2 separate regions of the Homo sapiens genome follow, and region 1 is linked to region 2. Evidence: read pairs that join two places in POLR2A ChIA-PET (ENCODE). Cell type or tissue: B cell. All regions are shown on one strand. Links, peaks and the distances in the headings refer to the core of each region. The heading gives the core; the rest is flanking DNA. Region 1 has its middle 19 kb from the start of TUBG2. Region 2 overlaps CNTNAP1 (contactin associated protein 1).

Region 1 (16,204 bases), core at 4,526-9,525, 61 kb after region 2:
TGCACGTCTGCACAAAGAAGGCATAAGCAGACATCTTGCCCTTTGGTTTCTTGGGGTCACCTTTAGCCATCCTGACTGTATTGTTCACTAGTCTTGTTCTTCAAATATTATAGCCAATCATGCCACACTTGCCTGTGATCTCTCCAACATAAAACCACATTCACACCTCAGTGGCCACCAAATCATTCAGCACCACTTCCTTAACTGTGAGCGGTTTGAAGCTACCAGTTTGAGCACTAGTGACTTATTTTTTTCCCCCAGGCTTTGGATAGCTCTAGGGATCTCAACAGGGGTGGAGGAACCAGCTCAACTTTGGCATAGTACCAAAATGTGGCCAGTTGAGGTTTCACATAAGTCACAGCAGCATTGTTCACTAGCGCCAGAGTCACCTCTGTGAGGTTACGGACAAATTAGGCCGTGGTTCTAGGATGGAAAGTCCGTCACCCCAAACAGGCAGCTGAACATCCAAAAGATTGGTTTTATAGACAGAAAAGGACTGAGGAAAGCAGAAACAGAGAACAAAAAGTGGATTGGTTGTTTCAAAGCGATTTCCTTACAGGATTGAAACAGAGGGGGCCTCATTATCATGGCAACAGGTAAACTGAGCTCTTTAGATTGGGTGCTGTGAATCTCGTGGTGTGGTTTTTTAAAATTTATTTAATTTAATTTTTTTTTTTTTTGAGACAGAGTCTCGCTCTACCACCCAGGTTGGAGTGCTATGGCATGATCTTGCCTCACTGCAAACTCCGCCTCCCAGGTTCAAGCGATTCTCCTGCCTCAGTCTCTCGAGTAGCTGGGATTACCAGCGCGCACCACCATGCCCAGGTAATTTTTGTATTTTTAGTAGAAACCAGGTTTCACCATGTTGGCCAGGCTGGTCTCAAACTCCTGATCTCAAGTGATCCTCCTGCCTTGGCCCTCAAAGTGCTGGGATTACAGGCATGAGCCACTGTGCCTGGCCTTTTTTTCTTTCTTTTTTTTTTTTTTTTGAGATGAAGTTTCACTCTTGTTGCCCAGGCTGGCACGGTGCAGTGGTGCGATCTCGGCTCACTGCAACCTCTGCCTCCTGGGTTCAAGCGATTCTCCTGCCTCAGCCTCCCAAGTAGCTAGGATTACAGGCATGCACCACCACACCCAGCCTAAAGTACCTTTTTCTGTCTCCATATGACTCCATTTCCCTGCAGCCTCAGATGCCAACTCGTTTCCTCTTTGGAGCTTTCTGCCGCCTAGGCTCTTGCAGTATTCTTCTCTATGGCTGTGCCTTTAGCTGCAAATAAAAAAAAAAGAATCCAAGTCAAGTAGCTTGAACCATAGGAAAAATATACCTCACATTTGAAGAGCTTCAGGGCTGATTAATTTGAAGGCTCAGCAGTGTCATCAGGGACTTGGGTGCCTTCCACCTTTTTTTTTTTTTTTTTTTTTTTTTGAGATAGGGTCTCACTCTATCACCCAGGCTGGAGTACAGTGGCATGATTTTGGCCCGCCACAGCCTCGACGTCTGGGCTCAAATGATCCTCCTGCCTCAGCCTCCCAAGTAGCTGGGAGTACAGGCATGCACCACCATGCCCAGCTAATTTTTTTGTTTTTTTTTTTTTTTTGGTAGAGACAGGGTTTCACCATGTCACCCAGACTAGTCTTGAACTCCTGGGATCAAGCAATCTGCCTGCCTTGGCCTCCCAAAGTGCTGGGATTACATGCATGAGCTGTTGCTCCCAGCTACCGTCCACCATTCTGATCTACCACCCTGAAGACGATGGCTTGTCCTAAAGGTGCTCTCTGCACTGTTCGAGGATGACTGCAGCAGTGTGTGATGGTTAATTGGGTGTATTACTTGACTGGGCTAAGGGATGCCCAGATAACCGGTAAAACATTATTTCTGGCTGTGTCTGTGAGGGTGTTTCTGGAAGGGATTCTCATTTGAGCTGATGAACTGAGTGAAGCAGATGGCTCTCCCAGTGTGGGTAGGCATCACCCAATTCATTAAAGGCCTGAATAGAACAAAAGGATCGAGCAAGGGTGAACTCCCTCTCTCTGCTTGCGCTGAGACACCCATTTCCTCCTACCCTCGGACTTGGGCTTCCAAACTCAGAGTGGGACCCACATCATTGGCCCTCAGCTGATTACCTGGCGTTTGGACTCAGACAGAATTACACACTGGCTTTCCAGGTTCTCCAGCTTGCAGAGAGCATATCATGGGTCTTCCTGGCCTCTATAACCACATGAGCCAATTCCTATAAATCTCCTCATATATAAATATCTATCTGTATATCTATATCTAGAACCTACTGGTTCTGTTTCTCTGGAAAACCCTAATACAAGTCATTCCAATGCTATATCCCAACATGAAAAAATGCAGCTAGAGAGTGTGTCTTTTCCCATATGTCTCTTTATTTTTAACCAATGAGGAGACCTTCCCCAGAAGCCCCCAGAAGTCTTTATCCTCACATCTCACTGGCCTGTATTGTATTATATGCCCCTTCCTAAATCAGTCCCTGGCAGGGAATTGTGATAACAGTGATTGGCTTGGATTAATCAGGACTCATTGCTGAACCACTTGGAGGAAGGGTGGAATGCAAAACGAAATCGAGGCTTTGTCCCAAATGAAGGGGTAGGCAATGAAACCATACTGACACACGCCAGTTTTCTTTCTGCTTTTTTTGCTGGCTCCTTCATTTTTCTTTGCCATTCACTGTCAGGTTGTAGTCTAGTCCTCTTCCAATCTAGGATGTTCCCAGACCACATATTCTCCGTGGAAGATCCTATTCATGCTGTTAAATACAATTTACAGGAGTCCATTGCTTTAGACTAGCCTCCTGTCCTAGGCCCTAGCGATCCAGACCAAACCAGAATGGAGTCACTCATGCTAGATGTTACGTAATCAAACTGAGCTCTGAAACATGCCTATTAAAAAAAAAAAGAAAAGAAAAGCCAGGCGTGGTGGCTCACACCTGTAATCCCAGCACTTTGGGAGGCTGAAGCGGGTGGATCACCTGAGATCAGAAGTTCGAGACCAGCCTAAACAACATGGAGAAACCCCCATCTCTACTAAAAATACAAAATTAGCCAGGCATGGTGGCGCATACCTGTAGTCCCAGTTACTCAGGAGGCTGAGGCAGGAGAATCACTTGAACCCGGGAGATGGAGGTGGTGTGAGGTAAACTGAGATTGCGCCATTGCACTCCAACCTGAGCAACAGGAGCAAAACTGTCTCAAAAAAAAAGAAAAGAAAATGTGCTTTATTTTTTATTTATTTATTTATTTTCAAGACGGAGTCTTGTTCTGTCACCCAGGCTGGAGTGCAGTGGCGCGATCTAGGCTCACTGCAAGTTCCACCTCCCGGGTTCACACCATTCTCCTGCCTCAGCCTCCCAAGTAGCTGGGACTACAGGCACCCGCCACCATGCCCAGTTAATTTTTTTGTATTTTTTAGTAGAGACAGGGTTTCACCATGTTAGCCAGGATGGTCTAAATCTCCTGACCTCGTGATCCACCCACCTCAGCCTCCCAAAGCGCTGGGATTACAGGCGTGAGCCACCACACCCGGCCAGAAAATGTGCTTTAAATTCAAGGGCCCAGGCACGGTGGCTCGTGCCTGTAATCCCAGCCTGCACTTTGGGAGGCCTAAGTGGATGGACTATTTGAGGTCAGGAGTTTGAGACCAGCCTGGCCAACATGGTGAAACCCCATCTCTACTAAAAATACAAAAATTAGCCAGGCATGGTGGTGCGCACCTGTAATCCCAGCTACTTGAAGGCTGATGGAGGAGAATTGCTTGAGGTTGGGAGGCAGAGGTGGCAGTGAGCTGAGTGAATGGCACTTGCACTCCAGCCTGGGCAACAGAGTGAGACTCTGTCTCAAAAAAATAAAATAAAATAAAAAAATTCAAGGGACCATTGGAACCTTTGGGAAGACTAGTGGCCCTGGGCCATGGAGTAAAAACTAGATTGCAAAAGGTTACTTATCCTTTTTGTATTTTTGAATTTTTAATTTAATTTTGCTAATCTCTGTATCATTCCAATTTTAGTATATGTGCTGCCAAAACAATCACTGCTTAACCTTATACACAGTTGGCACAAAGGGATGTTTGAGAAATCATAAAATTGAGATGTGTGGAAGATAAGGAAGTGGTCGGTGAGTATACACTTTTTTTTGGAGGGTTCAGGGTCTCGCTCTGTTGCCCAGGCTGAAGTACAGTGATATAATCACCATGCACTGGAACCTCAACCTCTCAGGCGCAAGCAATCCTCCCACCTCAGCCTACTGAGTAGCTGGAACTACAGGCACATGCTGCCATGCTCAGCTAGTGAAAAAAAGTTTTTTGATGCAGCTGTAGCAAAATATTGCTTATAATTATCAATATTTTAAAAATACAGAAATTGCTGGGTGTGATGGCTCACACCTGTAATCCCAGCATTTTGGGATGCCAAGGTGAGAGGATCAATTGAGCCCAGGAGTTTGAGACCAGCCTGGGCAACATGCAGACCCCCTCTCTCTACAAAAAAATAAATAAATAAATAAAAATTAGCCAGGCATGGTGGCACATGCCTATAGTTCCAGCACTTTGGGAGGCTAAGGCAGGAGGATTGCTTGAGCCCAGGAGTTTGAAGTTACAGTAAGCTATGATCGTGCCATTGCACTCTAGCCTGGGCAACAGAGTGAGACCTTGTCTCTAAAAAAAAAAATTAAATACAGAAGTTATTAGGCCCACTTCAAGATCTCGTTATTGAATGCATTAATAAAGGACACAAAATAAAAGAAAATGTATAACTATGTCAAAAATTATTCAGGCAACTTAAAAATATTGTAACAACATATTGTATATAATTGGTTCCTGTGGTAATTCTATGTGTATCATTTTATGTATTCAAAAAACACCGGGGCGGTGGCCCATGCCTATAATCCCAGCACTTTGGGAGGCTGAGGCAGGCGGATCACCTGAGGTCAGGAGTTTCGAGACCAGCCTGGCCAACATGGTATTTTTGTACTAAAAATACAAAAAAATTAGCTGGGCGTGGTGGTGGGCATCTGTAATCCCAGCTACTTGGGAGGCGGAGGCAGGAGGATTGCTTGAACCGGGAAGGCAGAGGTTGCGCCACTGCACTCCAGCCTGGGTGACAGAGCGAGACTCCGCCTCAAAAAACAAAAAAAAAAAACAAAAAAACCCCCACCAGACTGCCGAAGGAATCCACAGTTAAAAAAGGTTAGGAACCCTTGCTCCAAGAGAAAAGAGAGAAAGGGAGACTTGTAGTGTCTGGGGAACCTGGCTTTTTAGGAGAGAAGAGAGGCTAACATGTTAAAATACTGCAAGGGCAGAGAGGCGATTTTGAGAGCCAAGGTCCCTGAGGAGGCTGAACTACTGGGATGCAGGGCTCAGGTGGAGGGATTAAGTACAGGAAGGAAACCTTTCCCACAATAAAAGGGAGGAAAGAATAAGAGTGGATAAAAATAAATGTTTCAGTGGGGTGGGAGTGGGGGGCAGGAATTGAGGGGGGCTTCTGCCTGATGGCTTCTATTTTCACCTACAAGTAGGAGTGAAGTTATCTGTCGAGAGTTACAATGAGAAGGGAGGAGGATAAAGGTAGGAAACAGAAAGGACTGACAAGGACAGCCCAGAAGAGCTCCCAGCCCAGGAGTGGAGTGGCCAGAGACCACCGGGTTGTCATGGCAACCACCTGCTTGGGTGTGCACTGCCTCCATCAGTGCTCAGCTGCCAAGTGTGGGATAAGAGGGCAGAAAGTCAGCTGGAACCAGGGCTGGGGTTCTCCCAGGAGGATGAGGGGAGGATCAGGGGAATGGAAGAAGCATGGATCAGCATATCCAGGCTGCAGGAAGAAGAATGTGAAGCTAGAATGGGGCTGATAGCTGAGGAGGGTGAATAAACACAGGGAAGAAGAATGAGACCAAGGGAATGAGAAAGTGGAGATGCAGGAAGGGATGAACCACGGATGACCCACTGAAGTTTTTTTTTTTTTTTTAAAGACAGAACCTTGCTCTGTTGCCCAGGCTGGAGTGCAATGGCATGATCTCAGCTCACTGCAACCTCTGCCTCTTGGGTTCTAGCAATTCTCCTGCCTCAGCCTCCAGAGTAGCTGGGACTACAGGCATGCACCATCACGCCTGGCTAATTTTTGTATTTTTAGTAGAGACGGGGTTTCACCATGCTGGCCAGGCTGGTCTCGAACTCCTGACCTCAAGTGATCTGCCCGCGTTGGCCTCCCAAAGTGCTGGGGTTACAGCCACCATGCCCGGCCAGAGCTAGTGAAGTTTAAGGTTAAGGAATAGTTCATGGATGGCAAGTGCTGGGCTCTGGCCACTGTGTGGGCAAGTGAAATAGAGAAGAGGTAAAGGGTGTTGGTAAAGGGGAACTGCCAGTCCAGCCAGGACCATCCAGATGGACATATTAGGTTGATGCAAAAGTAATTGTGCTTTTTGCCATTAAAGGTAATGGCAGCCGGGTGCGGCAGCTCACGTCTGTATTCCCAGTACTTTGGGAGGCCAAGGTGGGCAGATCCCCTGAGGTCAGGGGTTTGAAACCAGCCTGGCCAACAAACATGATGAAACCCGTCTCTACTAAAAATACAAAAATTAGCGAGATGTGGCGGTGGGCACCTGTAATTCCAGCTACTCAGGAGGCTTAGGCAGGAGAATCACCTGAACCTGGGAGGCAGAGGTTGCACTGAGCCAAGATGGAGCCATAGCGCTCTAGCCTAGGTAGCAGAGTGAGACTCTGTCTCAAAAAATAAATAGATAAAAAATAAAAAAATAGGCCGGTCGCGGTGGCTCACGCCTGTAATCCCAGCATGATCTCAGGTGGATCATGAGGTCAGGCACTGGAGAACAGCCTGGCCTACATAGGGAAACCCCATCTCTACTAAAAATACAAAAAATTAGCCGGGCGTGGTAGCAGATGCCTGTAATCCCAGCTACTTGGGAGGCTGAGGCGGGAGAATTGCTTGAACCTAGGAGGCAGAGGTTGCAGTGAACTGAGATTGTGCCACTGCACTCTAGCCCGGGCAACAGTGCGAGACTCCGTCTCAAAAAATAAATAAATAAATAAAATAAAATAAAGGTAATGGCAAAAACTGCAACTACTTTTGCACCAACGTAATAAAAGTCACCTGGGATGAGAGTGAGACCCCCCCCCCCCCCTGCCCCGCCACCCAATGTGGAGAGGAAGGTCTTCTGGAAATATGGAGGAGTGATTTTGAAGTCATTAGATCATTGGAACAATAGTAGATAGAGGCCAGGTGCAGTGGCTCACTGCTGTAATCCCAGCACTTTGGGAGGCTGAGGCAGGAGGATCACTTGAGGTCAGGGGTTCGAGACCAGCCTAACCAACATAACGAAATCCTGCTTCTACTAAAAATACAAAAATCAGACGGATGTGATGGCATGCACCTGTAATCCCAGCTACTTGGGAGGCTGAGGCAGGAGAATCGCTTGAACCTGGGAGGTGGAGGTTGCAGTGAGCCAAGATTGTGCCATTGCACTTCAGCCTGGCAACAGAGAAAGTTAAAAAAAACAGAACAAAACAGAAAAACCTCTAACCTTTATAAAAGAGGCTACAGCCTGGGCAACACAATGAAACCGCCGTCTCTTAAAAAAACCTAAAAATTAGATGAGCATGGTGTTGTGTGCCTGTACTTCTAGCTACTCCAAAGGCTGAGGTGGGAGGATTGCTTGAGCCCAGGAGTTTGAGGCTGCAGTGAACTACGATCACACTATTGCACTCCAGCCTGGGTGACAGAAAAAAAAAAAAAGTATGGTGGTTTCCAGCCCAGGAAGGTGGTCCCCTCCCATACCCCACCCAACCAGAAGGTATTTGCAAACCCACAGAGGCCTTTGGTTTTATCACAATGCTGTGGGTGGGTGATACTGGCATTTGGTACCTAGAGATTAGAGAGGCTAAACACTCTGCGATGCACAGGAGAGCTCCACACGCTGATGAATTGTCCTACGCAAAATGCCAGTCATGCATCTCATACATTTTATGGATAAGCAGACTGAGGGTCACAGAGCTGAGGTACGTGCCTACTTTTGGGAGCTTCTGTAGCATTGAAATTATATTAAGATTTTTTTGTTTAAGAGATAGGGTCACTGCAGTGAGATGAGATCATCCCACCACACTGCAGCCTGGGCAACAGAGCAAGACCTTGTCTTGGGCATGGTGGCTAACACCTCTAATCCCAGCACTTTGGGAGGCCTAAGTGGGAGGATCGCTTGAGGCCAGGAGGCCGAGGCTGCAGTCTTTGCACCACTGCACACCAGCCTGGGTGACAAAACAAGACTCTGTTTCAAAGAGAGAGAGACAGAGAGAGAGGGTCTCGCTCTGTTGCCCAGGCTGGCCTCCAATTCTTGGACTCACACAATCTTCCTGCCTCAGTCTTCCAAGTAGCTGGGACTACAAATGCGTGCTACTATGCATGGCTTAAGATTTTGTGTCTACATCAGAGGTCCCTGTGGCAGACAGTGTCAAGCAGCAAGTCTCACCCTTTCACCCTAGTTGCCGCCCAGTGATTGGTCTGTGTTTGCCACAGTTCAGGCCAACGAGATGTAAGCAGAAGTCATGGAGCAGGGCTCCTGGGTAAACTTTCTCAAAAGGGCAAGTGAAGCTGGATGCTCCTTCCCCATTGGCTCTGCTCCTTCCTACCTACCTTCCTTCCTCCCTCCCTCCCTCCCTCCCTTCCTTCCTTCTTCCTCTCTCTCTCTCTCGTTCCCTCCCTCCCTCCTTCCTTTTTTTTTTTTCTTTTTTAACAGGGTCTCACTCCATCACCCAGGCTGGAGTGCAGTGGCATGATCTCGGCTCATTGCAGCCTCAACCTCCCGGGCTCAGGTGATCCTCCCACCTCAGCCTCCCAAGTAGCTGGGACTACAGGTGCATGCCTCCCAGCTAATTTTTGTGTTTTTTTCTGTAGAGACCAGGTTTCACCACATTGCCCAGGCTGGTCTCAAACTCCTGGGCTCAAGTAATTATCCTGCCTCCATCTCCCAAACTGCTGGGATTCCAGGTGTGAGCCACCATGCCCAGTCTCTGCTCCCTTCTTTCTGCTAGGAACTTGGTTCCACAGCCATCTTGTGCCTATGAACGCAAAAGCCACGTTAGTGATGGTGGAGCAGAAAGAAAGAAAGACCACGTGTTCTTGCTGACTTTCTAAGAAGCACCCCAGACCTGGACTGCCCACCTCTGGATTTAACAAATGAGAAAAACAAACTATTATTTGTTTAAGCTACTGTTAATTGGTTGTTCTGTTGAATGCATTTCTACCTGATAGAGTCATAGGGCCAGTTAGTAACCCGGGTTTTGACTCTCACAATCTAATATGCTTTCCTTGGCAGCAGTGGATCTCCAAGTGTGGTCCCCGGACAGGCAACATCAGTATCATGGAGAAACTTGTTAGAAATGCAGAATATCATATGCCACCCCAGACCTTCTAAGTCAGAAACCCTGGGGGTGGGCCCAACGATCTGGTTTAACAAGCCCTCCCAGTGATTCTCATGCACCGAAAGTGTGAGAACCACCGTTCTGTAGCCATGCTCTTCACTGTGTGGTTCTGGACAACCTGGGAGCTTGCTTAAAATATACCATTTCAGCCGGGTGCAGTGACTCACACCTGTAATCCCAGCACTTTGGGAGGCTGAGGTGAGCGGATCGCTTGAGCCCAGGAGTTTGAGACCAGCCTGGGCAATATGGGGAGACCCCCATCTCTACCAAAAAAAAAAAAAATCAGCCAGGTGTGTTGGTGCACGTCTGTAGTCCCAGCTACTCAGAGGCTGAGGTGGAAGGACCCCTTAAACCTAGGAGGCTGAGACTGCAGTAAGCCATGATGGCGTCACTGCATTCTAGCCTGGGGGACAGAGCCAGACCCTGTCTCAAAAAAAGGAAAAGCAAGGCCAGGTGCAGTGGCTCAAGCCTGTAATCCCAGCACTTTGGGAGGCCAAGTCTGATCGCTTGAGACCAGGAGTTCAAGACCAGCCTGGGCAACATGGAGAAACCCTACAAAAAATATAAAAATATAAAAAATGCAAAAATTAGCTGGATATGGTGGCACACACCTGTGGTCCCAGCTACTGGGGAGGCTGAGGTGGGAGGATAACTTGAGCCCGGGAGGCGGAGATTGCGGTGAGCCAAGGTCGAGCCACTGTACCCCAGCCTGGGTGACAGAGATCCTGTCTCTATTTTTACAAAAAGGAAAAGAAAAACATACCGTCTCACGCCCCACTACATGCAGACCTACTGAATCTAAATCTACATTTTTAGGAGGTTCCTGGGTTGTTTGTACACATATTCAAGTTTAAGAAGCACTGCTCTACAATATGCTTAATTGAGTCTTTTTCTTTCTTTTATTGAAGAGCATTGAAAAGATACATAACTGATCAGATTGAAGTTACATGTTCAGGATTCAGCTATGCCTCCCAGGTTCAAGCGATTCTCCTGCCTCAGCCTCCCAAGTAGCTGGGATTACAGGTGCGCACCACCATACCCAGCTAATTTTTGTATTTTAGTAGAGATGAAGTTTCACCATGTTGGCCAAGCTGGTCTCAAACTCCTGACCTCAGGTGATCCGCCAACCTCGGCCTCCCAAAGTGCTGGGACTACAGCCATGAACTACCACACCCGGCCCACAGTTGCTTTTAAATGGAAAACTTATTCCAAACATAAATTTGAGGCCGGGCAAGGTGGCTCACACCTGTAATCCTGGCACTTTAGGAGGCCGAGGTGGGAAGATTACTTGTTCGAGTAGTTTGAGACCAGCCTGGCCAACATGGTGAAATCCTGTCTCTATTAAAAATACAAAAATTAGCTGGTGATAGTGGTGCACACCTCTAATCCTAGGGAGGCTGAGGCATGAGAATTATGTGATCCTGGGAGGCAGAGGTTGCAGTGGGCCAAGATTGCACCACTGCACTCCAGCCTGGATGACAGAGTGAGACTCTGTCTAAAAAAAAAAAAAAAGGAAAGAAAGACAGAAAAGTGCCAGCCTGGGCAACATAGCAAGACCCCATCCAACTTTTTTTTTTTTTTTTGAGACGGAGTCTTGCTCTGTCGCCCAGGCTGGAGTGCAGTGGCACGATCTTGGCTCACTGCAAGCTCCACCTCCCGGGTTCACGCCATTCTCCTGCCTCAGCCTCCCGAGTAGCTGGGACTACAGGCGCCCGCCACCGCGCCCAGCTAATTTTTGTATTTTTAGTAGAGACGGGGTTTCACCGTGTTAGCCAGGATGGTCTCGATCTCCTGACCTCGTGATCCGCCCGCCTCAGCCTCCCAAAGTGCTGGGATTACAGGTGTGAGCCACCTCGCCCAGCCCTAACTTTTTTGAAGTATTTAACTTACAGAAATGTAGCTATTAGAAGAATAGGGGTATTTCTGTCATTTTTTTTTTTTAAGATGGAGTCTTGCTCTGTCACCAGGCTGGAGTGCAGTGGCACGATCTCAGCTCACTGCAACCTCCGCCTCCTGGGTTAAAGCGTTTCTCCTACCTCAGCCTCCCAAGTAGCTGGGACTACAGGCACCCGCCACCATGCCCAGCTAATTTTTGTATTTTTAGTAGAGATGGGGTTCCACCATGTTGGCCAGGATGTTCTTGATTTCCTGACCTTGTGATCTCCCTGCCTCAGCCTCCCAAAGTTCTGGGATTACAGGCGTGACCCACTGCGCCCGGCCATTTCTGTCATTTTCATTACCTTTTGTGCAACATGGAGGTTCTGTCTGTTTGTCTTGTTGCTACAGTGCATCATGATGATTTATTAGAGGTACAGTGACACATGCTAGACCTAAGCAGGACCTGGAGCTCATTTCTTAAGTAGGCTTCCCGGGCTTTCTTGCAGAGGGTTCACATAGAAAATGAAGAAGTTATCCAACACCCCAAGAAAAGGGAAGGGAAGAAGCAGCTTGCTGCAGGATGGGCTGCCTGCAGGCTCCAGCCAGAGCGGAAGGGTCCCGATCCAGCACACCTATGGCCCATTATAAGCACACAAGTCTAGTTTAACTCACCGTATCGTGAATGAGGAAACTCAGATCCTTCTCTTTTTCAAAAATGTATTTGAATCATTTACAAATAATAGTATTAGTATTATGTGCATGGTCTGTATTTTCCTTTTATTAGGAAAATTACACATATTTTTTTTCCTTCTTAAACATGATTTCTATTTAACCAATTATATATTTATGTTGGGCCTTTTGTCAGAGATCCTTTCTAAGATCCTGCTGTTGGGCTGGCGCAGTGGCTCACGCCTATAATCCCAGCATTTTGGGAGGCTGAGGTGGTCAGATCACTTGAGTCCAGGAGTTCGAAACTAGCCTGGGCAATGGTGAAATCCCGCTTCTATATAAAGAACAAAAATTAGCCGGGCATGGTGTCATGTGCCTGTAGTCTTAGCTACTCGGGAGGCTGAAGTGGGTGGATTGCTTGGACTCAGGAGGCATAGGTTGCAGTGAGCTAAGCTCTTGCCGCTGCACTCCCGCCTGGGTGACAGAGCGAGACCCTGTCTCAAAAAAGAAAAGAAAAGAAAAGATCCTGCTATTCCAACCATTTGTGCTTCTATGCTTTCACAAATACCTTTTTTTTTCTTCTTTTGAGATGGAGTTTTGCTCTTGTCACCCAGGCTGGAGTGCAATGGCGTGATCTCGGCTCATTGCAGCCTCCACCTCCTGGGTTCCAGCAATTCTCCTGCCCCAGCCTCCTGAGTAACTGAGATTACAGGCGCCTACAACCATGCCCGGCTAATTTTTGTTTTTTTAGTAGAGATGGGCGTTTCACCATGTTGGCCAGGCTGGTCTCCAACTCCTGACCTCAAGTGATCCACCCGCCTCAGCCTCCCAAAGTGCTGGGATTACAGGCTTGAGACACCGTGCCTGACCAAAACTTAAAATATTTTTTTAAAATGTAATAGAGTCGGGGTCTTGATATGTTGCCCAGGCTGGTCTTGAACGCCTAGCCTCAAGCGATCCTCCCATGTTGGCCTCCCAAAGTGCTGGGATTACAGGCATGAGCCACTGTCCCCAGCCTGAAATATTTTCTAATATGGTAAAATATATTTCTTACATAAAGTTTTAATATGTTATTATATTTTGTAAATTGATTTTTTTAAGTATCTGGGATTAAGTTATTATTCCTTTATTCCTACATCTTCCATTATTTATTTTATTATTATTATTTTTTGAGATGGAGTCTTGCTCTTGTCGCCCAGGCTGGAGTGCAATGGTGCAATCTCAGCTCACTACAACCTCCTCCTCCCAGGTTCAAGCGATTCTCCTGCCTCAGCCTCCAGAGTAGGTGGGATTACAGGCACCTGCCACCACACCCAGATAATTTTTGTATTTTTAGTAGAGACAGGGTTTTGCCATGTTGGCCAGGCTGGTCTTGAACTCCTGACCTTAGGTGATCCGCCCATCTTGGCCTCCCAAAGTGCTGGGATTACAGGCGTGAGCCACTACGCCTGGCCTGCTTCCATTATTTTTATATGTATGTTGAGAATTTTAGTCCATTTTGATTTAATTGATATTTATTACTTATTTATTTATTTTTGTAGAAACAGAGTCTCTCTGTTGCCCAGACTGGAGTGTAGTGGCATGATCATAGCTCACTGCAACCTTGAACTCCTGGGGCTGAAGCAATTCTCTTGCCTCAGCCTCCTAGTAGTAGGTAGGACTACAGGTTAGTAACACAGTGCTAGGCAAATTTTTAAATTAAAAACTATTTAGGATATTGTTATTAAGCATTAACATTTGACATGATTTTAGTTTCCTACTATCATTTGGTTTGTTAAATCAACACTGTAGGCCGGGTGCGGTGGCTCACGCCTGTAATCCCAGCACTTTGGGAGGCTGAGGCAGGCGGATCATGAGGTCAGGGGATCGAGACCATCCTGGCTAACACCGTGAAACCCCGTCTCTACTAAAAATACAAAAAATTAGCCGGGCGTGGTGGTGGGTGCCTGTAGTCCCAGCGACTCGGGAGGCTGAGGCAGGAGAATGGCTTGAGCCGGGGAGGCAGAGTTTGCAGTGAGCCGAGATGGCGCCACTGCACTCCAGCCTGGGCGACAGAGAGAGACTGCCTCAAAAAAAAAAAAAAATCAACACTGTAAAGTTCTCAGAATAGTAATTTCACACTCTAATTGAAGACAGGAGGCTGGGCACAGTGGCACATGTGTATAATCCCAGGATTTGGGATTATATGCGTATAATCCCTTGGACTCCCAAGGCCAAGATGGCAGGATCCCTTGGGACCAGGAGTTTGAAACCAGCCTGGGCAACATAGGAAGACCCTGTCTCTACCAAAAAAAAAAAAAAAAAAAAAAAAGCCCAAAAAAACACACGCATGGTGGCCCCTGCCTATAGTTCCAAATATTTCCAGGAGTTCGAGGCCGCAGTGGGCTATGATTATGCCACTGCACCCTAGCCTGGGTGACAGAGTGAGGCCCGATCTCTAAAAAGAAATGGGAAAAAAAAGAGAGAGAAGATATAGCTTTTTAAGGATATTTTAAGTCCTTAACACTTTGCACTAATGAAAAGTGTTTCGTTTGCTAGTTTTGGAGCTCTTGTTTTCTGAGCCCTGGCTGGCCTGCCCCTCTGGCTTCCTTTTTTTCTTTTTGAAGACGGGGTCTCACTCTGTCGCCCAGACTGGAGTGCAGTGGCACGATCTCGGCTCACTGCAACCTCGGCTTCCCAGATTCAAGTGATTCTCCTGCCTCAGCCTCCCTAGTAGCTGGGATTACAGGTGCCTGCCACCACGCCCGGCTGATTTTTGTTTTTTTAGTAGAGACAGGGTTTCACCAAGTTGGCCAGGCTGGTCTCGAACACCTGGCCTCAAGTGATCCACCCACCTCAGCCTCCCAAAGTGCTGGGATTATAGGCGTGGGCAACCACGCCCGGCCCCCTCTGGCTTCTTACCTCTCCCGACTTCGGTGATTGTCCCTAGGGCCCAGCAGGTCTCAGACAGTCGCTGGCTGTCTGGGCCAGTCCGTGACTATTCTGAGAACTCTTCCCTTGCTTGCTTCAAGCCCAACTGTAAGTTAGCGATAGAAACAAGTCTGCCAGTGAGTTTTCTAGATAGACCAAGACCAAACAGGTTGAAGCAGTGCTCGCTGGTTGAATCACTCTGTGCTCAAATAAGGAGCTGATAAACCAAGGAAACAAACTTGTGTGCACTTCCCTGCTTCCCTCTGCCATAGTTCCTCCCTATCTCAGGAGTGATATATGGCTGTTAATCACATGTTGAAGCATAGTCATTCCTAAACTGTTCTCATGTGTTTGAATCAAAGTAATTTTAATCTTATCTTTCCTAATCTGAATTGACCTCTGTGTAGCACTGTTTCTCCTTCATGGCCTATCTAGAAGCTATTGAGGATACAGAAAAAGAAAATGTATACTCTGGTGCCTTTGTTAATGTAGAGATGTCTTTCTATTTTTATTTTTGAAAGGAAGAAATAAAACTATTATTTACAGAAGACATAATTGTACATAGAAAATCCTAAGGCATGTACCAAAAAAAAAAAAAAGCTAATATGGGAGTTTAGAACTAATAAGGGAGTTTAGAAAGGTTATGGGATATATAGTCCATATAAATAAGTCAGTTGCATTTTTTTTTTTTTAGACAGAGTCTTGCTCTGTCACCCAGGCTGGAGTGCAGTGGCGCGATCTCTGCTCACTGCAACCTCTGTCTCCCAGGTTCAAGGGATTCTCCTGTCTCAGCCTCCCAAGTAGCTGGGACTACAGGCGCCTGCCACCACGCCCAGCTAATTTTTTGTGTTTTTAGTAGAGACGGGGTTTCACAGTGTGAGCCAGGATGGTCTTGATCTCCTGACTCATGATCCGCCTGCCTCGGCCTCCCAAAGTGCTGAGATTATAGGCGTGAGCCACCATGCCTGGCCATCAGTTACATTTTTTAATTAAAAATTGTTTATTTTTTAAAAAAACTTATAAAGTACATATAACATAAAATTTACTATTTAACCTTTTTAACTTTTTTTTTTTTTTTGAGACACGATCTCTCTCTCTGCTGACCAGGCTGAAGTGCAGTAGTAGCATGATCATAGGAACCTTGATTTCTTGGGCTCAGGTGATCCTCCCACCTCAGCCTCCTGGTTAGCTGGAATTATAGGTGTGTGCCACCACGACCTGTTAATTTCGTGTGTGTGTGTGTGTGTGTGTGTGTGTGTGTGTGTTTTATTTTTTTGTAGAAACAGAGTTTTTCCATGTTGCCCA
Region 2 (7,661 bases), core at 1,212-6,211:
GGAGGCCGAGGCCAGCGGATCATGAGGTCAAGAGTTCGAGACCAGCCTGGGCAACATGGTGAAACCCTGTCTCTACTAAAAATATAAAAATTAGCCAGGCATGGTGGTGCATGCCTGTAATCCCAGCTACTCAGAAGGCTGAGGTAGGAGAATCGCTTGAACCTGGGAGGTGGAGGTTGCAGCAAGCCGAGATCGCACCACTGCACTCCAGCCTGGGACAGAGTGAGATTCCATCTCCAAAAAGAGAAAGAAAAGTGGTTCCTTGAACTGGCCAGACAAAAAGGAGCTGCGAGGTGTATGCACCTTTGGTGATGTCTATGTTTACCTCACACATTGCAGTGAATTCCTATAGACTAAGGCCCAGGAGGGCTCCATGGATAAAGGAAGAGATATCCTATTTCCGTTCGTCACCACCTCCCATTTTCTTTTCTCTCCCAAGCAGAAAAGAATGGGTTAGACCTTTTTCTGCTTTCAGATCCTCTTAACAGTTGCTGGTTCTTTCCACCCCACCCCCACCACACATGTGCACATCCAGCACACACCCCCTACTCATGCACACCCTGTAGTCTGAGACTTGGCCCCCTCTTCCCCAGCACCTGCTGCTGGCCCCCTCTGATGTGGCCGGATGGGGCACCTTCATAAAGGAGTCTGTGCAGAAGAACGAATTCATTTCTGAATACTGTGGTGAGGTGAGTGCTATAGTTTTGGCCCACATTCTTACTCGGGGGAGACTGATGAGAAACTCTGATTTTCTGTGGGCCAGGCTTCTTTGAATTAATCTCTAAATAACTCAGCTGTGTTCTCACGTGGCCTCTTGGGGAGATCCCACAGAACCGTTTGCAGTACTGAAACCACTGTTCAACTCTTTGGCAACTCCAGACACAAGAGATGAGGGGGGCTCTTTTCAGCCTTAAAACTGGTTGGCCTGGGTGGGAATTGGAACAGCATAACTTGAACTTGCTCTCTTGTGATTCTCATCATGATGCTCAGTAAGCACCCATGTGAGATACCACCCAGCCCTTTCTGGGGGCAGGGTACCATGCCCTGAGCAGGCAGCCTGATACTCCTATTTGTTATTTGTCTATCTCTCTAGCTCATCTCTCAGGATGAGGCTGATCGACGCGGAAAGGTCTATGACAAATACATGTCCAGCTTCCTCTTCAACCTCAATAATGGTATGAAGTCACTTTGTCTCATCCCAAGGTGGTCTTTTTTTTTTTTCTTTTTTTGAGACGGAGTCTTGCTCTGTTGCCCAGGCTAGGGTGCAATGGTGCGATCTTGGCTCACTGTAGCCTCTACCCTCTGCCTCCCGGGTTCAAGTGATTCTCCTGCCTCAGCCTCCCGAGTAGCTGGGACTACAAGCACCTGCCACCATGCCCGGCTAATATTTTTGTATTTTTAGTAGAGACTGGGTTTCACCATGTTGGCCAGGCTGGTATCGAACTCCTGGCCTCAAGTGATCCACCCGCCTCGGCCTCCCAAAGTGCTAGGATTACAGGAGTAAGCCACCGCACTTGGCCCCAAGGTGATCTTTCTACCAGATTGCCCTTGCTGTAGTCCAAGTTTAGATCAGCTCCGAATCTTCCAGCAGATGCATAGAGCAAGGGGGCAGGATCACACTTGGGGATCCCACAGGCCACAGTGCCCTTGCTTTGGAAGAACCTCCATTTCTGGGTTCTGTTTGTAATAGGAGTGCTGAGCGTCTTTACCTGAGAAATCTCCCTGCCCAGTAGATGAGAAGATCCATAATTCAAAGAGGGACCCAAAGGGAGTGCTCCCACACAAGGCTGAATTCTGAGGCTGCATGCTTTCCTCTGCTCCTGTTAGCACACTGGGCTTCAACATTCCCATCAGACTAAAGTGTTTCTGTTACCATTTAACTGATTTTAAATTCAAGCTGAGAAGCTGTGGAATTGCCTGCTGTGCTTATGGTTTTCCTTGATTTACTTTATACAGATTTTGTAGTGGATGCTACTCGGAAAGGAAACAAAATTCGATTTGCAAATCATTCAGTGAATCCCAACTGTTATGCCAAAGGTGAGTCCCAGTAACCTGGGAGGTGGGGTGGGGGATGGATGCCTCTTTACTGTGATTTCCATTCGTTGTTGAACATTTTCCTTAGCTGAGCTATTTTTTGTCCAAAGATAATCATGATTAATATCTGGTATCATTTTAGGCCCCTCTCAATCTTAGTTTTCTAATCTGCTTTTTTCAGCGAATACATTATAAACACTTTCCCACAAACATGATTTAACCAGCCTGAGCAACATAGTGAGACCCATCTCACAAAATAATAATAGGCTGGGTGTGGTGGCTTACGCCTGTAATCCCAGCACTTTGGGAGGCTGAGGCAGGTGGATCACTTGAGGCCAGGAGTTCAAGACCAGCCTAGCAAACATGGTGAAACCCCATCTCTACTAAAAATACAAAAATCAGCTGGGGGGCGTGGTGGTGTGCACCTGTAGTCCCAGCTACTCAGGTGGCTGAGGCACAAGAATCGCTTGAACCCTGGAGGCAGAGGTTGCAATGAGCCAAGATCATGCCACTGCACTCCAGCCTGGGCAACAGAGCAAGACTCTGTCTCAAAAAACAAAACAAAACAAAACAAAAAACCCCACTTATAATAATAATAAAGATAATTTTTCTGCCATAATAACAGATCTAAAAGCATAGAGGCAACTACCATATTGACTACTTTCTAATTCCATTTGATTCATGTTTTCACTGGGAATTTGGAGAAAATCAACCCAGAAGCCTACTGGTTATTGACTTGGAGTTGGGTAGGAACCTAGCCTCGGGTTTATCCTGCTTGCAGTGGTCATGGTGAATGGAGACCATCGGATTGGGATCTTTGCCAAGAGGGCAATTCAAGCTGGCGAAGAGCTCTTCTTTGATTACAGGTGAGGTGCCAGTAATGGTCCTTGGGATGTGGCCCAGGAATTGGAAAGAGTGGCTGTTGGAATAGATTTGGGGGCTCAGGGAGGGTAATGGAGATGGAGGAGAGAGTCTCCCGGTGAATAAGGCTGTGTCCCTTGTTCTGATATCTGGTGCCTTGCCTCAGAAGTGGGACCATTGTAAACAGCCCTTAAGGAGTGGGAGGGGAAGTGAAACGGGAGGGGACTCCGCCTTTTCAATCACAAAAGTCATGAGAGTAACCTGGTTCCTCTTCCCTGCTCTGGGACAGGTACAGCCAAGCTGATGCTCTCAAGTACGTGGGGATCGAGAGGGAGACCGACGTCCTTTAGCCCTCCCAGGCCCCACGGCAGCACTTATGGTAGCGGCACTGTCTTGGCTTTCGTGCTCACACCACTGCTGCTCGAGTCTCCTGCACTGTGTCTCCCACACTGAGAAACCCCCCAACCCACTCCCTCTGTAGTGAGGCCTCTGCCATGTCCAGAGGGCACAAAACTGTCTCAATGAGAGGGGAGACAGAGGCAGCTAGGGCTTGGTCTCCCAGGACAGAGAGTTACAGAAATGGGAGACTGTTTCTCTGGCCTCAGAAGAAGCGAGCACAGGCTGGGGTGGATGACTTATGCGTGATTTCGTGTCGGCTCCCCAGGCTGTGGCCTCAGGAATCAACTTAGGCAGTTCCCAACAAGCGCTAGCCTGTAATTGTAGCTTTCCACATCAAGAGTCCTTATGTTATTGGGATGCAGGCAAACCTCTGTGGTCCTAAGACCTGGAGAGGACAGGCTAAGTGAAGTGTGGTCCCTGGAGCCTACAAGTGGTCTGGGTTAGAGGCGAGCCTGGCAGGCAGCACAGACTGAACTCAGAGGTAGACAGGTCACCTTACTACCTCCTCCCTCGTGGCAGGGCTCAAACTGAAAGAGTGTGGGTTCTAAGTACAGGCATTCAAGGCTGGGGGAAGGAAAGCTACGCCATCCTTCCTTAGCCAGAGAGGGAGAACCAGCCAGATGATAGTAGTTAAACTGCTAAGCTTGGGCCCAGGAGGCTTTGAGAAAGCCTTCTCTGTGTACTCTGGAGATAGATGGAGAAGTGTTTTCAGATTCCTGGGAACAGACACCAGTGCTCCAGCTCCTCCAAAGTTCTGGCTTAGCAGCTGCAGGCAAGCATTATGCTGCTATTGAAGAAGCATTAGGGGTATGCCTGGCAGGTGTGAGCATCCTGGCTCGCTGGATTTGTGGGTGTTTTCAGGCCTTCCATTCCCCATAGAGGCAAGGCCCAATGGCCAGTGTTGCTTATCGCTTCAGGGTAGGTGGGCACAGGCTTGGACTAGAGAGGAGAAAGATTGGTGTAATCTGCTTTCCTGTCTGTAGTGCCTGCTGTTTGGAAAGGGTGAGTTAGAATATGTTCCAAGGTTGGTGAGGGGCTAAATTGCACGCGTTTAGGCTGGCACCCCGTGTGCAGGGCACACTGGCAGAGGGTATCTGAAGTGGGAGAAGAAGCAGGTAGACCACCTGTCCCAGGCTGTGGTGCCACCCTCTCTGGCATTCATGCAGAGCAAAGCACTTTAACCATTTCTTTTAAAAGGTCTATAGATTGGGGTAGAGTTTGGCCTAAGGTCTCTAGGGTCCCTGCCTAAATCCCACTCCTGAGGGAGGGGGAAGAAGAGAGGGTGGGAGATTCTCCTCCAGTCCTGTCTCATCTCCTGGGAGAGGCAGACGAGTGAGTTTCACACAGAAGAATTTCATGTGAATGGGGCCAGCAAGAGCTGCCCTGTGTCCATGGTGGGTGTGCCGGGCTGGCTGGGAACAAGGAGCAGTATGTTGAGTAGAAAGGGTGTGGGCGGGTATAGATTGGCCTGGGAGTGTTACAGTAGGGAGCAGGCTTCTCCCTTCTTTCTGGGACTCAGAGCCCCGCTTCTTCCCACTCCACTTGTTGTCCCATGAAGGAAGAAGTGGGGTTCCTCCTGACCCAGCTGCCTCTTACGGTTTGGTATGGGACATGCACACACACTCACATGCTCTCACTCACCACACTGGAGGGCACACACGTACCCCGCACCCAGCAACTCCTGACAGAAAGCTCCTCCCACCCAAATGGGCCAGGCCCCAGCATGATCCTGAAATCTGCATCCGCCGTGGTTTGTATTCATTGTGCATATCAGGGATACCCTCAAGCTGGACTGTGGGTTCCAAATTACTCATAGAGGAGAAAACCAGAGAAAGATGAAGAGGAGGAGTTAGGTCTATTTGAAATGCCAGGGGCTCGCTGTGAGGAATAGGTGAAAAAAAACTTTTCACCAGCCTTTGAGAGACTAGACTGACCCCACCCTTCCTTCAGTGAGCAGAATCACTGTGGTCAGTCTCCTGTCCCAGCTTCAGTTCATGAATACTCCTGTTCCTCCAGTTTCCCATCCTTTGTCCCTGCTGTCCCCCACTTTTAAAGATGGGTCTCAACCCCTCCCCACCACGTCATGATGGATGGGGCAAGGTGGTGGGGACTAGGGGAGCCTGGTATACATGCGGCTTCATTGCCAATAAATTTCATGCACTTTAAAGTCCTGTGGCTTGTGACCTCTTAATAAAGTGTTAGAATCCATTTTGGCAAGTTGTGTACTGTGTGCTTTGGGGCTGGAAGGATCCAGGGATGGGGTCCAGGAGCAGGTTGGGCCGAAGCATCAGCATTCTGATCCCCACTTACCCACTGAGATCTGGGAAAGGGGGAGATGGGGGTTCTGGCAAGAGCCAGTCAGTCAAGTCCCTGGAAGGTGATGCAAGGATTCTGAGAGCTCCTTCTAGAAATTCCTGAGCCCTCAGATTAGTTCCCTTAAAATCATCCCACTTATCCCCTAACCACGACGCCAGCTACCACACACAGACTGGGGCTCTGCCACTCTGCTTTATTGGAACGGCTCCGCGTCTGAGAGCACAGCAGGCTCAACCCTGCTTCAGAGTGGAGGCCGGACCAGGCTGGTGGGTGACCAGCAGGACTCACGACACTTCCAACACAGGAAAGGCAAACTACAGACTGTGGGCACAGCACAGCACAGGACAGCACAGCCAATTGAGCTTTTCTTTTATATATAAACAAATAATTTAAAAATTCGAATAATATATAGAGTTTCTCTAGAGAGACACTTTGCAACAAAAAATATATATAAAGAATATGACCTCCTGGGTAAATGAAGCAGCATCTCTGAGCGGAGGAAAGAGGGTTCCTCATGCACTGGAGGGGGCGAAGCCTTTGGGCAGGCACAAAGGCCATTGCATATCTTGGAAAAGGTTGGAGGAGTAGAGGGCTGGCTAGTCAGGGTATCTGCATTATTTTCTCTACGTTGCAGGTTTTTTATGGCTTTGGCTAAAGCAAGTGAAGCAGCGGAGGTACTAAGGTGCTAAACTGAGGCCTCTTGGTCTCTGTGTACAAAACAAAAGGAGGGGGGCAGGGGACAGCCATCAAGCCCTCTTGAGCCTCCAGCTGAGTGGAAGCAAATGGAAGATCTTCAGGGCAGGGGGGAGGCTGGGGGATAGGGTTTAGCAGCCTCCTCCCCCCATACCCTCTGCAGCCCTGCACTCCCACACATCTGTCCCTGCTGATAGTGTCTATTGGAAGGGAGGCAGTTAATCTCCCCTACACTCTGTTGTTAATCCCTGACAGCAGCTGGAACAGAGATGGCAGAAAGGACCTATGTCAACCCCATGAGGCTTCTCCTTTGGGGCAGATAAACAGCCAGGAGCCTGGGGAAACAGGGATGAGAAGGGCATTGGTTTAGGCAGTGAGGCTCGGCCACTCCCTTGGGTCCCATCTGTAGCTCTGCCCACCAAACTTGATGGGGGGGGGATGGGGGAATATCCTCTGGATGAGCAGAGCCAGCTAAGAGGAGCCAAATGTCCCTGATAGGATGGGGGAGAGGCAGGACTGGGGGAATGTCAGGAGCTGGAATTGGTCCCAGAAGCCCTTCTGACTCATTCAGACCTGGACTCCTCCAGGATCTGGGGTAGGTTCTGATCCCGGGGGCCAGGGGCTGGGGCTGGAGTTGGGGCTGGGGCTGGGGCTGAGGCTGGAGCTTGGTTGGGAGCTGCTGTAGGGGTGGGGACCTGGGCAGGGCCTGAAGTGGGTAGGGGAGGTTTGCTGCCAGGATGGTACTCGTGGGCAGCCTTGGGCTCATTGGTATGGTAGGAGCCCTTATAGCGATGATTTTGCAGATAGAAGAGCACCAACATTCCCACCAGCCCCAGCAGCAGAAAGGCCACCAAAACTGAAAAGAAGAAAAGGGACAATTCAGATCTTTGGGATCTCACCTGTATACACACACACACACACACACACACACACACACACGCACTCTTTGAGATTTCACCTGTATACATACACACACTTTGGGATTTCACCTGCACACACACACACACACACACACACACACACACACATTTACTTTTGGCCAAAAGCATAATGTATGACCCTCAGTTAGCTGTTCGACCACACTAAACTCATCTCAAGTGTCTGGCAGGTTTGAATTCCTGGCTTACCCCCTGCCACCTTCTGTTTCTAATATTCTCTTTCCACATCCCTGGTAGTTACCCCAATTTCTTATCTCTCTAGGTGTTACTGTATCCCCATTTTCCCATCCCTTAGCTATAGTCTCATTTTAATATTTTATTTAAAAATCTGTAGCATCCTCAAACATCTAAAAATCTCTGCCCAGTTATATGTCACCTTCAGCATAGCCTGTCTCATCCTCAAACATCTAAAAATCTCTG

Evidence for each region. ChIA-PET counts read pairs that join two places held together with the same protein. Peaks named below come from ENCODE experiments on the same cell type or tissue, not always from the same donor. Only the 100,000 strongest peaks of a DNase experiment are listed, where the experiment ranks them.
Region 1: POLR2A ChIA-PET joins it to region 2 with 11 read pairs; 5 of 35 experiments call an interaction of 5 or more read pairs at or near these places.

Annotation. Positions count from the first base shown.
Region 1 is chr17:42,632,044-42,648,247 of GRCh38, reverse strand. It overlaps the pseudogene ATP5MGP7 and the pseudogene HMGB3P27. Among named protein-coding and RNA genes, the nearest start is that of TUBG2, 19 kb to the left of the region's middle. In B cell, for the core only: no CTCF peak of the experiment used is centred there; no DNase peak of the experiment used is centred there; H3K27me3 peaks cover 1,273 bases.
Region 2 is chr17:42,698,116-42,705,776 of GRCh38, reverse strand. CNTNAP1 (contactin associated protein 1) reads right to left here. Exons shown (of 24, transcript NM_003632.3): 24 at 5,784-7,159. The coding sequence ends at 6,867. EZH1 (enhancer of zeste 1 polycomb repressive complex 2 subunit) reads left to right here. Exons shown (of 21, transcript NM_001991.5): 17 at 594-689; 18 at 1,094-1,175; 19 at 1,957-2,037; 20 at 2,816-2,900; 21 at 3,185-5,502. The coding sequence ends at 3,245. Among named protein-coding and RNA genes, the nearest start is that of MIR6780A, 6.2 kb to the left of the region's middle. RefSeq lists enhancers at 287-927, 5,893-7,074 and a cis regulatory region at 5,893-7,074. In B cell, for the core only: no CTCF peak of the experiment used is centred there; a DNase peak (open chromatin) is centred at 3,126; H3K27ac peaks cover 788 bases.